Regions from separate parts of the Homo sapiens genome. Here region 1 is linked to region 2. The links are chromatin contacts, found by Hi-C or POLR2A ChIA-PET in ENCODE. All regions are on one chromosome and are shown on one strand. Each heading gives the region's core, a stretch centred on a gene start or an enhancer-like site at or near the end of the contact. The rest is flanking DNA. Distances are from core to core; before and after follow the strand shown. Region 1 holds the start of MARCHF5 (membrane associated ring-CH-type finger 5). Region 2 holds the start of STAMBPL1 (STAM binding protein like 1).

Region 1 (5,102 bases), core at 450-2,949, 3.4 Mb before region 2:
TTAGTTCATACAACAAATACTTACTGATTACCTACTGAGTACCAGGCTCTGTTCTGGGATTCAAGATAAACAATAGTAAGTTTCTGCTTCCAAGAGCTTATAAACCACACACATATCACACACATATATATATAAAGCAGTCAATACAATTGTCAGGATGTTGACCTGAAACAAGGGCTGGATGAATCACCAGTTATCTCAACTGAAAAAAATCAGTGACATAATTCCTATTAACTGAGATGGCTCAAAATTCTAAGCTCCAAAAAAATGTCTGTCACTCTGGAAGGATGTGTACCCTTGGGTCATTTGTGTTCTGGGTGTGGCAGGCCCAAAAGCATTTAACTGGGTATAAACTCAATTAAGGGAGGGCCTTCATTTAACACCTTACAGTTGGAATTTTACTGAGTACAAAGAGTTGGTACCACCTGCTGAAATGGGTGGCAAGTGGTGTCTATTGAGAATTGTAAGCAACCACAAACATCATGAATTAGCTTGTACAACTTGCTATGCCAGGAAGTAAGACTTGGCTCGGGGGAAATGTGGATCTAGAGTCTCCAAAAACTCATGGTAGGACCCACGGACCAGAATTTCAACAGCAGAGGGCGGTGCACCCGACTTCACAAAGAGTTTTACCGACTGGGGCCCCCCAAGAATGGGCAACTGGACTCCTGTACGAGCTGAAACGTCTTCAATGAACTCAACGATCGTCAAGTACACTAAATGTTCAGCGTTGGACTCATTTGGCTGTTTTCCATAACCTCTACTCTGGTCTGACCGTTAAATCTCCCTTGCGGATACTCTGACCTTACAGTTCGGAGGTGGGGACGGGATGGGGCGGGGGGGACGGGGGGTGCGGGTTCAGGGAAAGTGGGAGAATGAAATCAGCCTATCAGGCTTTCCAAAAGAATGCTTATCATTGGTTCTCAGACAGAGACTTAAAATTATAAGGGGGTCATTCCCCTGAAAGATAACCCGGTTCTTGCCAGTGACATCGCTGACAAACACTTCACAAGTTGGGGAGGGGGAAGGGGGAGGGGAAGAGGGTAAGGAAAACTAATTTTGTGGATTAACAGGAGTCCCTCTCAGGTCAAAACGGGGTTCCAAGGAAACCAGACGCCACTCCTTAGCTAAGTTTCACCCAAAGTCTACGACCCAGGCCGCTCGCTCTGTCCTCCCCCAGGTCTAGACTCCAAACTTTTTGCCCCTCTCACGGCCCCCTGGCCGTGGAACTCCTCCCGGCACGCCGGGTTCTGCTCACCAAGAGCCTCGAGGGCGGGCGCGGGCAGGGCCAGAGCGAGGGTCGGCGGCTCCCGGTCCCCCCCACAGCTGCCCGTACCTGTCCAGCATCTGCTGTAGGGCTTGGTCCGGCATCTTCCGCGGAGCCGGCGCACACGGCCTTCCCCAGTGGACCCGCTCAAGGCCAGGCCCAGGGACAATAGCACTGAGAGGCGGCGGAGTAGGCCGCAGTCCGGCGGCAGCCGCGAACCCGTCACCCAGCTTCCCGGGGCAGCTCCGCTAGCCTGGCGGCGGCGGTGCAGGGCCTGCGGGAGTCCGGCGGAGGCGGCGGAGAGCGAGGAGGAGGAGCCTGAGGCGGGGAGGCGGCGATCGCGGCCCGGGTTCCCGTCCGTCGGCCCGAGGTTCCGGTCCATGGACCGCGGGCGCCGAGTTGCTGCCGGCGGAGGAGCTACCTTTGTGAGGTAAGAGTCGCCGCCTCCGTGCGCGCCAGGGTTACGACGCAGGGCGGCCCAGAGCAGCCTGGGAGATGTAGTCTTCGGACCGTCTCCACTAGAGGCTGCACAGCCCGCCCGGACCAACGCCTCCGCGCCTGCCGCCGTCTGGCCGGCGCCCTCCCGTTTCCTTCCTCCAGGGGGAAAAAATGTCTTTCGGGCCGCTTTCCAGGAAGCAGCAGGATGCGCCGCTCCACTGTCGGTAGCAACAAGGTCAGCCCTCCCTGCCTGTTTGTTTTTGCCTCCGCTCTTGCCCTCAGGTGGGACCGAGCCAGGTGAGGGGAGGGGGCTGAAGGGCCATTTCTTATCAGGGTCCCCGGCCCCGGCCGTGGCGTCGGGGCGGTCAGTGGCGGCAGTGGGGGTGGCAGAAACTCCTTCCGAAGCCCCCGGCGCTGGAGCCAGCCTCTCCTGCGGCAGAGCCCATTTTGGGGGAATTACACCACCTCCGCGAGGGGTCGGTTGGTTTGGTGCGTGAGGTTCTTCTTGAGGGGGCGGGCAAATAGGGACTGCCTGGACCAGACAGCTTCCACCCGAGTCTCTCTGTGTGTTTGGGGCTGGGGAGTTGGGGGAAGGAAAGATGATTCTCTCCCTCTCCAGGAACCTTCTCAAATGTGCCTGGGCTTTCCAGGGCTCGCCGACAGTCTCCAAATGGAACACGTTGGTGAATAAACAGCTCTTGCTTACTCAGCTGTGGGTTGTCAGGGATGTTTGTTTCTCTCTCTGCTGCTGGTCACTGTTAACCGTTTCTAGTCGCGTTGACACCTTCAAGCAGGTGGATTGGGAGTGGCGGGGGTGGGGAATCAAAAAGGAGAAATCATCAGTCACTCCTTGGGTCAGCTTCTGACGTTCGAGGGATAGCTTTGGCGGGAGGAAAGAGCTGTCGGCTCAAACGAATGCGTTTTTTGGACGACCTGTGGCGTTTTCTCTAGGGCTGTGATTGGTAGGACGCTGGTAGTTTTCCCTTGATTATGTCTAATATCTGCTACAAGGTGTTTGATTTTTTAAAAAATGAAAATGTGTTTTTAAAGCTCTTTTTATATGTAGAATTTTACAATCAACTTTTCATTATCTGTTCAAAATTTGCGAAGTATATTTGAACTAGAGTGTTCATTGCTGGGAAAAAACAACAAACCCAAAAAATGTGACCAGAAGCTTACTTGGCCTCCAATTTTTGAAATATGTTTTTGAGAAACAGCACCCACCCCCCCCCACCACACACATACACACACACTCCTCCTAGGGAAAGAAAATGAGTATTTAGTTTAATCGGGGTGTCTAATATTTTATATATATTTGTATTATATATAATATATATGTATTATATAATATATAATACATTTATAATATATAATACATATATACATTTATAATATATAATACATATATATATATATATATATATATATTTTTTTTTTTTTTTGGTAGAGACGCGGTCTCGCCATGTTGCCCAGGCTGGTCTTGCAACTCCTGGGCTCAAGCGAGCCACCCGCATTGGTCTCCCAAAGTGTTGGGATTACAGATGTGAGTCACCGCATGTGACCAGTGTCTAATATTTTATTTAATTAATTCATTTATTTAATTAATTCATTGATTTTGAGAGATGGAGTCTTGCTCTGTTGCCCAGGCTGGAGTGCAGTGGCGCTGTCTTGACTCACTGCAAGCTCCACTTCCTGACTTCAAGTGATCCTTCTAGCCTCAGCTTCCCAAGTAGCTGGGACTACAGGTGTGTGCCACCACACCCAGCTAATTTTTGTGTTTTTTAGTAGAGATGGGGTTTCACTATATGTTGACCAGGCTGGTCTCGAACTTCTGACCTCAGGCGATCAGCCCGTCTCGGCCTCCCAAAGTGCTGGGATTACAGGGGCGAGCCACCGCGCCTGGTCTATTTTATTTTTTTGAGACGGAGTCTCGCTGTGTTGCTCAGGATGGAGTGCAGTGGCACTATCTTGGCTCACTGCAGTCTCCTCCTCCGGGTTCAGGTGATTATCGTGCCTCAGCCTCCGGAGTAGCTGGGATTACAGGCTCGCACCACCATGCCTGGCTAACTTTTGTATTTTTGGCAGAGGCAGGGTCTCACCATGTTGACCAGGCTGATCTTGAACTGATCTCAGGTGATCTGCCTGCCTCGGCCTCCCATAGGGCTGGGATCATAGATGTGAGCCACCGTGCACAGCCCGGTGTCTTAACATTTTAAATTATTATTTTTTGCTCCTTGTGCTGTGTCAGTCTAACCTTATTGTGTACTTATTTCTTAAGCAGTTGTCAGCCATGGGAGTTGGATATATACTTCCTGCTTAAAAACAGAATTTTATCCCAGCATATGGATTAAGTACACTAGTACAAACTCCAAGATTCTAAGATCTTAACCAATGTTAGAATGTCTGTTTCAACTGAAATTGGAAAATATGATACCTTTTGTTGATAGCAAAGACTTGTGCACCTTGACCTTATTATACCAACAAATGGATTTTATGTTTGCATTTTTATGAAAAATCAGCTTTCTGGCTGTGTCAAAAACCTTTTAAAGTAGAAAAAAATCCTGTTACTGGTCTAAAGAGTGATTAGCATGTGACCCAGTAATTCCACTTCTAGGTATTTTCAAGAGAAATGAAAACATGTCTACACAAAATCTTGTTTGTGAATGTTCATAGCAGCATTATTCTGGGTTTTTTTTTTTTTTTTTTGAGACAGAGTCTCGCTTTGTCATCCAGGCTGGAGTGCAGTGGCGCCAGCTCACTGCATCCTCAGCCTCAGGGGCTCAAGCACTCCCCCTGCCTCAGCCCCCCAAGTAGCTAGGACTACAGGGGCGCACCACCATGTCTGGCTTAAAAAAATTTTTTTTGTAGAGATGGTGTTTTGCCATGTTGCCCAGGCTGGTTTCGAACTCATGAGCACAAATGATCCTCCCACCTCGGCCTCCCAAAATGCTAGGATTACAGGCATGAGCCACAGCACCTGGCCTACAGCATTATTCTTGATAGCCAAAAAGTGGAAACCCAAATATCCACCAGTTGATGAATGGATAAACCACATGTGGTGTATCATACAATAGAATATTATTAGGAGAAAACAAGGAATAAAGTTATGATACATGCTATAACATGAAAGAACCTTGAAAACATTATACCAAGTGAGAGGAGCCAGTCACAAAGACCACATATTGTATGATTCTGTTTGCATGAAAAGTCAAGAATAGGCAACTCCATAGAGACGGAAAGTAGACTAGTGATTGCATAGGGCTGAAGGAGTTGGGGAGAAATGGGGAGTGACTGCTAATGAGTATGAGGTTCCTTATTAGAGGGATGAAAGTATTCTAGAATTAGATAATGGTTCTGGTTATATAATTTTGTGAATTATATCACAAATAAGATAAAA
Region 2 (5,340 bases), core at 2,691-5,190:
AATATTTTACTTTTATGTATTTATCTTTGGACATAGCCCAATTTTTTAAAATAAATTGAGAATCTCATTTGACTTTCATTCAGAATGAAACAAGCTTGATCAGAGAAGGACATGAAAGGAAGAATTTCAGGAATAAAATTTGCATTATTATTACCCACTAGAAAGTTAATATCCAGGTAAATTTCAGATAGCTTTCTAATCTGTCATCCTGAAAGTGGAACCTGAATAACTGGGAGACTTTCTAATGACAGGAGATGGAAAGTCAGAACTAAAACAAAAACAAAAAAAAAGGAGTCATAACATCCTTAATATTCAAGACAATGCACCCATTTCCAAAAGAGTACCTTGAAAGGTTAACTACAGCAAATCAAGACATAAGAATTACTGGTGTTTATATCAAGGGACTTCTTTTAATAAACACAAGTTACTAAGCAACCACCAGTCAAATTAATGTCTCTAAGCCAACCACATCAATGGAAAAAAATAACACAGATTTAATTTAAAAGTTAGAGCATCAAACAATATGTGTTTTGAAGACTCAGCAGTATGCCAAATGTTAAATTGGCCTGTCCACTTGACATGCAGAGATGGAAGATTGTACTAGACGTTAATCTGATTTGCTTAGAAATGCAAATAATTTCTGACAAAAGCCACATCCAGATGTAGCTACATCCAGATTATTCCTGAGTTGAACATTCTGATGTCAACTCAGGATTTCTGAATGTACATTCACACGTTCAATTGGACAGTTCACATGTTCAGATAGGTGGAATAAGCAAGTCAACAGGTACCAATAGTATTTTTTGTTGGTTTTAGTTTTGTTTTAGAGTTTTGTTTTTGTTTTGTTTTGATTTTGTTACTGTTTCTTCAATCGAGGATGTTGGCCTTCTTAGTTGATTATATGAACTGGGATTCAATTTGATGAAATGTTTGGTGATTCATATAAAGTTATGATTTAAAAAATAGCAGAAGAGGTGATGTAGTAAAAAAGGATGAGTTCATGTCCTCTGTAGGGACACGGATGAAGCTGGAAACCATCATTCTCAGCAAACTATCGCAAGGGCAAAAAACCAAACACCGCATGTTCTCACTCATAGGTGGGAATTGAACAATAAGAACACTTGGACACAGGAAGGGGAACATCACACACTCGGGCCTGTCGTGGGGTGGGGGGAGGGGGGAGAGATAGCATTACGAGATATACCTAATGTAAATGACGAGTTAATGGGTGCAGCACACCAACATGGCACATGTATACATATGTAACAAACCTGCAAGTTGTGCACATGTACCCTAGAAGTTAAAGTACAATAATAATAAAAAGACATTCTAAAATTTGTCATTTATTTAGCAAATATTTATCAAAGAGCTGCTATGCATCAGCCCTAAGGAATGGAAATCTGGCTCTAATATCTTCAGGGATAACCATGAGTCATTTCCTGTAGTTTCAGTTGAAGCCATCTATAAATCTTTCATAAGGTCAAGAAAAAGAAGATAGTAGCAGACAGAATCACAAATCCAGTAGATTAATTAAAATGTCCCTAATTTGTAAATGTACCCACCAGGAAAGCACCTAGCACTTCCTGGACGGAATCTACATTATTTTCTCTCACATTCCTTCTACTTCTCATGTTTTGGGCAAGAATCATCAGTTTTCTTTTCTTGTAAAATGCAATCTCATTTCTTGGATTGTAGCTGTAAATTCTTACAGCTGGGAAGGGTCCTAAAGGAAGGAAATGATCAAACGGTGTTAATTAAGTCCTATGTGCTGAAAGTAAGAAGAGAGAACTATTACTAACAATTCTTTATAACTATTTTTATCAGTCCTTCTTAGGAATCAACCCCAAAGACACTCTCTCCTCCAGAAGCAAATCTCTCTATTGAGGACATCCTCAGGAAACTGGTTCCTCACTACTCCCTCCAAGCCTCCCACAAACCGTAAGAATCCTATGAAACAGGGCAAGAGTACCAAGAAACAGGCCTTGAAGGTTGAGATAGAGGTAAAGGACTTAGGTTATCTGCCTTATAATTTAAATTTTGGTGCTTACTTTATAGGTGAGGATAAGAAAACAAGTTTCTTCTTGAAATTCCCAAGAACCAGTTGCTACATAAATTACAGCCAACGTATACGCAAAAGCAGATTCTTAGTGGCAATTTGCTGTATCTGTGTCTGAACAGAAAACAATCAGCCAATTCATTTTGCAGGTAGATTCCAATAACATTTTATGCCTTTGAATGGAGAAGCTCTCATGGTGCAAATGGTAAACAAAAAGAGCCTACTGCTCAGCGACACATTAACTTGTATTAAAAATAAAGATATGTATAGTGTAGCTACACAATGCCCACTACAATCCAGTGGCAGAGTATATTTTTGAAGTGCAATGTAGCATCCATCCTGAAAACACAAAATTTCCAATGGAAACAAGGTCGGGATAAAAACAAAACACGGTGGCTTAATTTCTGTGTAAAACAACCGTCAAAACCTACCCTCAAAAAAATTGACACGAACAATCAAACATTCAGGTATAATTTATCTGCTGGAACAAATCTACGTTATTGACCTTGACAGGGCCTTAAATCATGAGACCATAAACAAGCATCCTAGTGATATCTATTATGTCTTCGGAAATAGCTTAAAATCCAGGACTTCATGTTATTGTCAGTAATGAGCAAGATGTTTGGAAAGCAGTGTGCTCACTGGGGCTTACTTTGAAAGCTGTCTTTTTTACTTACTACCGAACACTGATTTCCAGGAAGCAAGCCACCCCACCCCACTTCCCAGGCACTTGATTTTTTTTTTCAAACCTCTAGATTGGGTTCCGTTTCCTGAATTACTTATTCCTTACATAAATTTTCTTTTAAACTTCAGCAATTATGGCACCTTAGGCTCTGGGGGTATCAGCAGCGTGGGTTGTTTTAGAGAAAGTTCTGAAAAAAATATGTTTTGGAGACATTCCATTTCTTTGTGCATCTCACTGGGGGCTTTCAGCGAAAGCTTTAAGTTATTCAGGTGAGGGGCAATGTCTTAGTCGCTCATAAAGGGCATAAAAGTAACATCATCTGGAAAGGCATGGCACCTGCTCGGCCGGGGTAAAGGTCCGTTTTTCTAACCCTCGCCCCTCCCTCCTCCACACCGCGCCGCTAGAGACAGTGCAGTGGTCTCTCCCAAGGTCGACATCATCTCCAAGGCTGCAACCCAGGGCTGAACCAAAAAAACAGGCGCACCCACGTATAGGTCACGGCCAGAGTCCCGCCCTGCCACCAGCAGCCAGGTCTTCCTGCCTCCCTATCAAGGTGAAACTAACCCAGAGGGCCCAGCGGAGGGGCGCATACAGGCGGCGCCGATGGAGGCGGCCGATTGCATGACTGGCAGGAAGGAAGCGATCAGCCGCCAAAGTGCATTTTTTCCTCCCCTAGAGCCAGCCCGGGACCGGACGCTGCCAGCGGAAGGGCCGGCGCGCGCCAGGCCACGAGGCAGACGCACCCGCCGTGCGCACTTCCCCGTCCGGTGCGCGCTCTCACTCACGCGCGCGCGCCGCTACTCACTAGCAACCCTTGGTGTCCGCAGCCCGTGTGGGACGGCGACTGCGACGGCTGCCCCCGTGGCTGCCGTGTGGCCTTGGCATCCGTCCGGCTGCTGCAACCCGGGCCGCGGTGGCTTTTGCTGGAAGGCGTTGCAGCGGGGTGATACCGGCACCCGGCGACGAGGCGTCCGCTCGTTTGCCTCGGCCGTGCCTCCTCCCCCTTCTCCTCTGCCGACAGATGGAGCTTTGCTGGTTCCAGTCGCGCGGGCTCCGTGCGTCGTTCTCCTCCTCGCTGTCGGACACCCCAGCGCAGGGGACGAACAGCGTCCTCGCAAGCCCACGCGCAGGCCGGCCGACCCCGAACCTGCAGCAACCGTCCCTGCTGCCGCTGCTGCAGGAAAATAAATTGTCACTGCGATGGTCCCGGCCTCCCCTGCCCCGGCCCCTGGGTGCCGCCTCCGCCTCTGCCTCCGCCCCCTCCTCTGTGGCGGCGGCGGCGGCTTCCCGCATTCTGCAGAAAAAGCTCGCAGGTGGAAGGAAGCAGGGCCCCTGCGGATGGCCTAGAGCCCGAGTGAAGCGGTTGGGTGCGACTTTCGCATCTGAAACCCTGCACGTCTTCTCCCCAGACCGGAACCACCTAAACTCCCTTTTGCTCCACCATCAATTTCACCGAGATGGACAGGAGTGGTGCCTTTTAAGACTGCACAGTACACAAGCCTTGATGCAGCTGACCGTTAAACTGTCACTGGAGTCTGGGGAAGGATAGGGTTTTGGTGAAAATCCCACTTATACTTCATGTTAGGATTCCCTTTTTGATATTTATCCACAACTGGCTACGCCCACTATTAAGCATCTTAGCCCTTCCCCCTACCCCCAATTTGTGTGTACTTGGAAAATAAGAAGTATTAGAATATCTCCTGGATGTTATGTTACTATCACGTGTGGTGTTCTTACTACAGTTCTGGCACTGTGTCAGGCAGTCGGTACACAAAATCTTAGTCCATCTGCCACAACCCTGTATATAAAAGGGACTCATTTTTTGTTTTTGTTTTTGTTTTTTCCATGAACGAGAGACAGAGAAGTAAAATAATTTATCCCAGGTTACTCACCTAGAAAGCAGTAGAAGCTGAAATTTAAACTCTGATCCAACACTGAAAGCTGTTTCTATTGGCTTCACAGGTTCTATTAACTGATAAACATTTTATGGAGACTGCTGCTGCTGGATGAAATAGAGTCGCTTTTCTTGAGCTTGGTTGGGAGCTTACTTCCAAGTGAGAGAAATGGCTGCAGAGTGGGGTGGGGAAACACTGGCTTTTCTTAGTTAGCCTTTCCTCTGGAAACCAAAATTCTAGCCCTGGCTCAGCCACCAACTGAGTTATTTGGTCTCAAGCATTTCACCTTCTTAAGCCTCATCTCCCTGGATTCTTTTTTTTTTTTTAAATGAAGAGTTTGATTGTTGGAGGCAGCCTGCAGCCTTGATTTTTAAGAAGCAACAGTGTTGTTTTGCTTAGTTTTAAGTTGGTTCCAAATGTTGAAGTTAGGAAATTTCACAGAAATTCAGACTTTTCACATTTTCTGTAAAATCGTAACATCAGACATTTGGTCCATGGCGAGTTCTAGCAACCATCAGCTGAAGCTGAATAGCAGGTGTCGCCTTTAGACTGTGAAGACACTCTTCAGTTTTCCACAGTCCCCACCACTCCCATACACCCCCACCTCACTGACATTTGAGAATATGGTAGGCATTTGAGTTTGCAGTATTGAACCAGATAATCTCATGACCTACTGGACAATTTAAAATTCAGTGGTAATTAAG

Evidence for each region. Hi-C counts contacts between places; a loop is a spot of excess contacts on that map. ChIA-PET counts read pairs that join two places held with the same protein, here RNA polymerase II (POLR2A). Pooled maps may share reads with other maps.
Region 1: a loop to region 2 is called in a map of CD8-positive, alpha-beta T cell, with 40 times the contacts of the local background. The contact joins the promoter of MARCHF5 here to the promoter of STAMBPL1 in region 2. A Hi-C loop is called at or near these places in 1 of 168 maps with a recorded cell type or tissue (CD8-positive, alpha-beta T cell) and 6 of 50 pooled maps. POLR2A ChIA-PET finds 5 or more read pairs at or near these places in 1 of 52 experiments (activated B cell).

Annotation. Positions count from the first base shown.
Region 1 is chr10:92,287,764-92,292,865 of GRCh38, reverse strand. It overlaps MARCHF5 (membrane associated ring-CH-type finger 5), which reads right to left and starts at 1,699. Exons shown (of 6, transcript NM_017824.5): 1 at 1,337-1,699. The coding sequence starts at 1,371. CPEB3 (cytoplasmic polyadenylation element binding protein 3) reads left to right here and starts at 1,788. Exons shown (of 10, transcript NM_014912.5): 1 at 1,788-1,940. RefSeq lists enhancers at 759-1,337, 2,285-2,494 and a silencer at 1,475-1,724.
Region 2 is chr10:88,878,845-88,884,184 of GRCh38, reverse strand. STAMBPL1 (STAM binding protein like 1) reads right to left here and starts at 3,940. Exons shown (of 11, transcript NM_020799.4): 1 at 3,547-3,940. It overlaps LOC124902551, which reads left to right and starts at 3,521. Exons shown (of 1, transcript XM_047426134.1): 1 at 3,521-4,451. The coding sequence starts at 3,763. The coding sequence ends at 4,290. RefSeq lists enhancers at 1,012-2,211, 3,232-3,341 and a silencer at 3,922-4,051.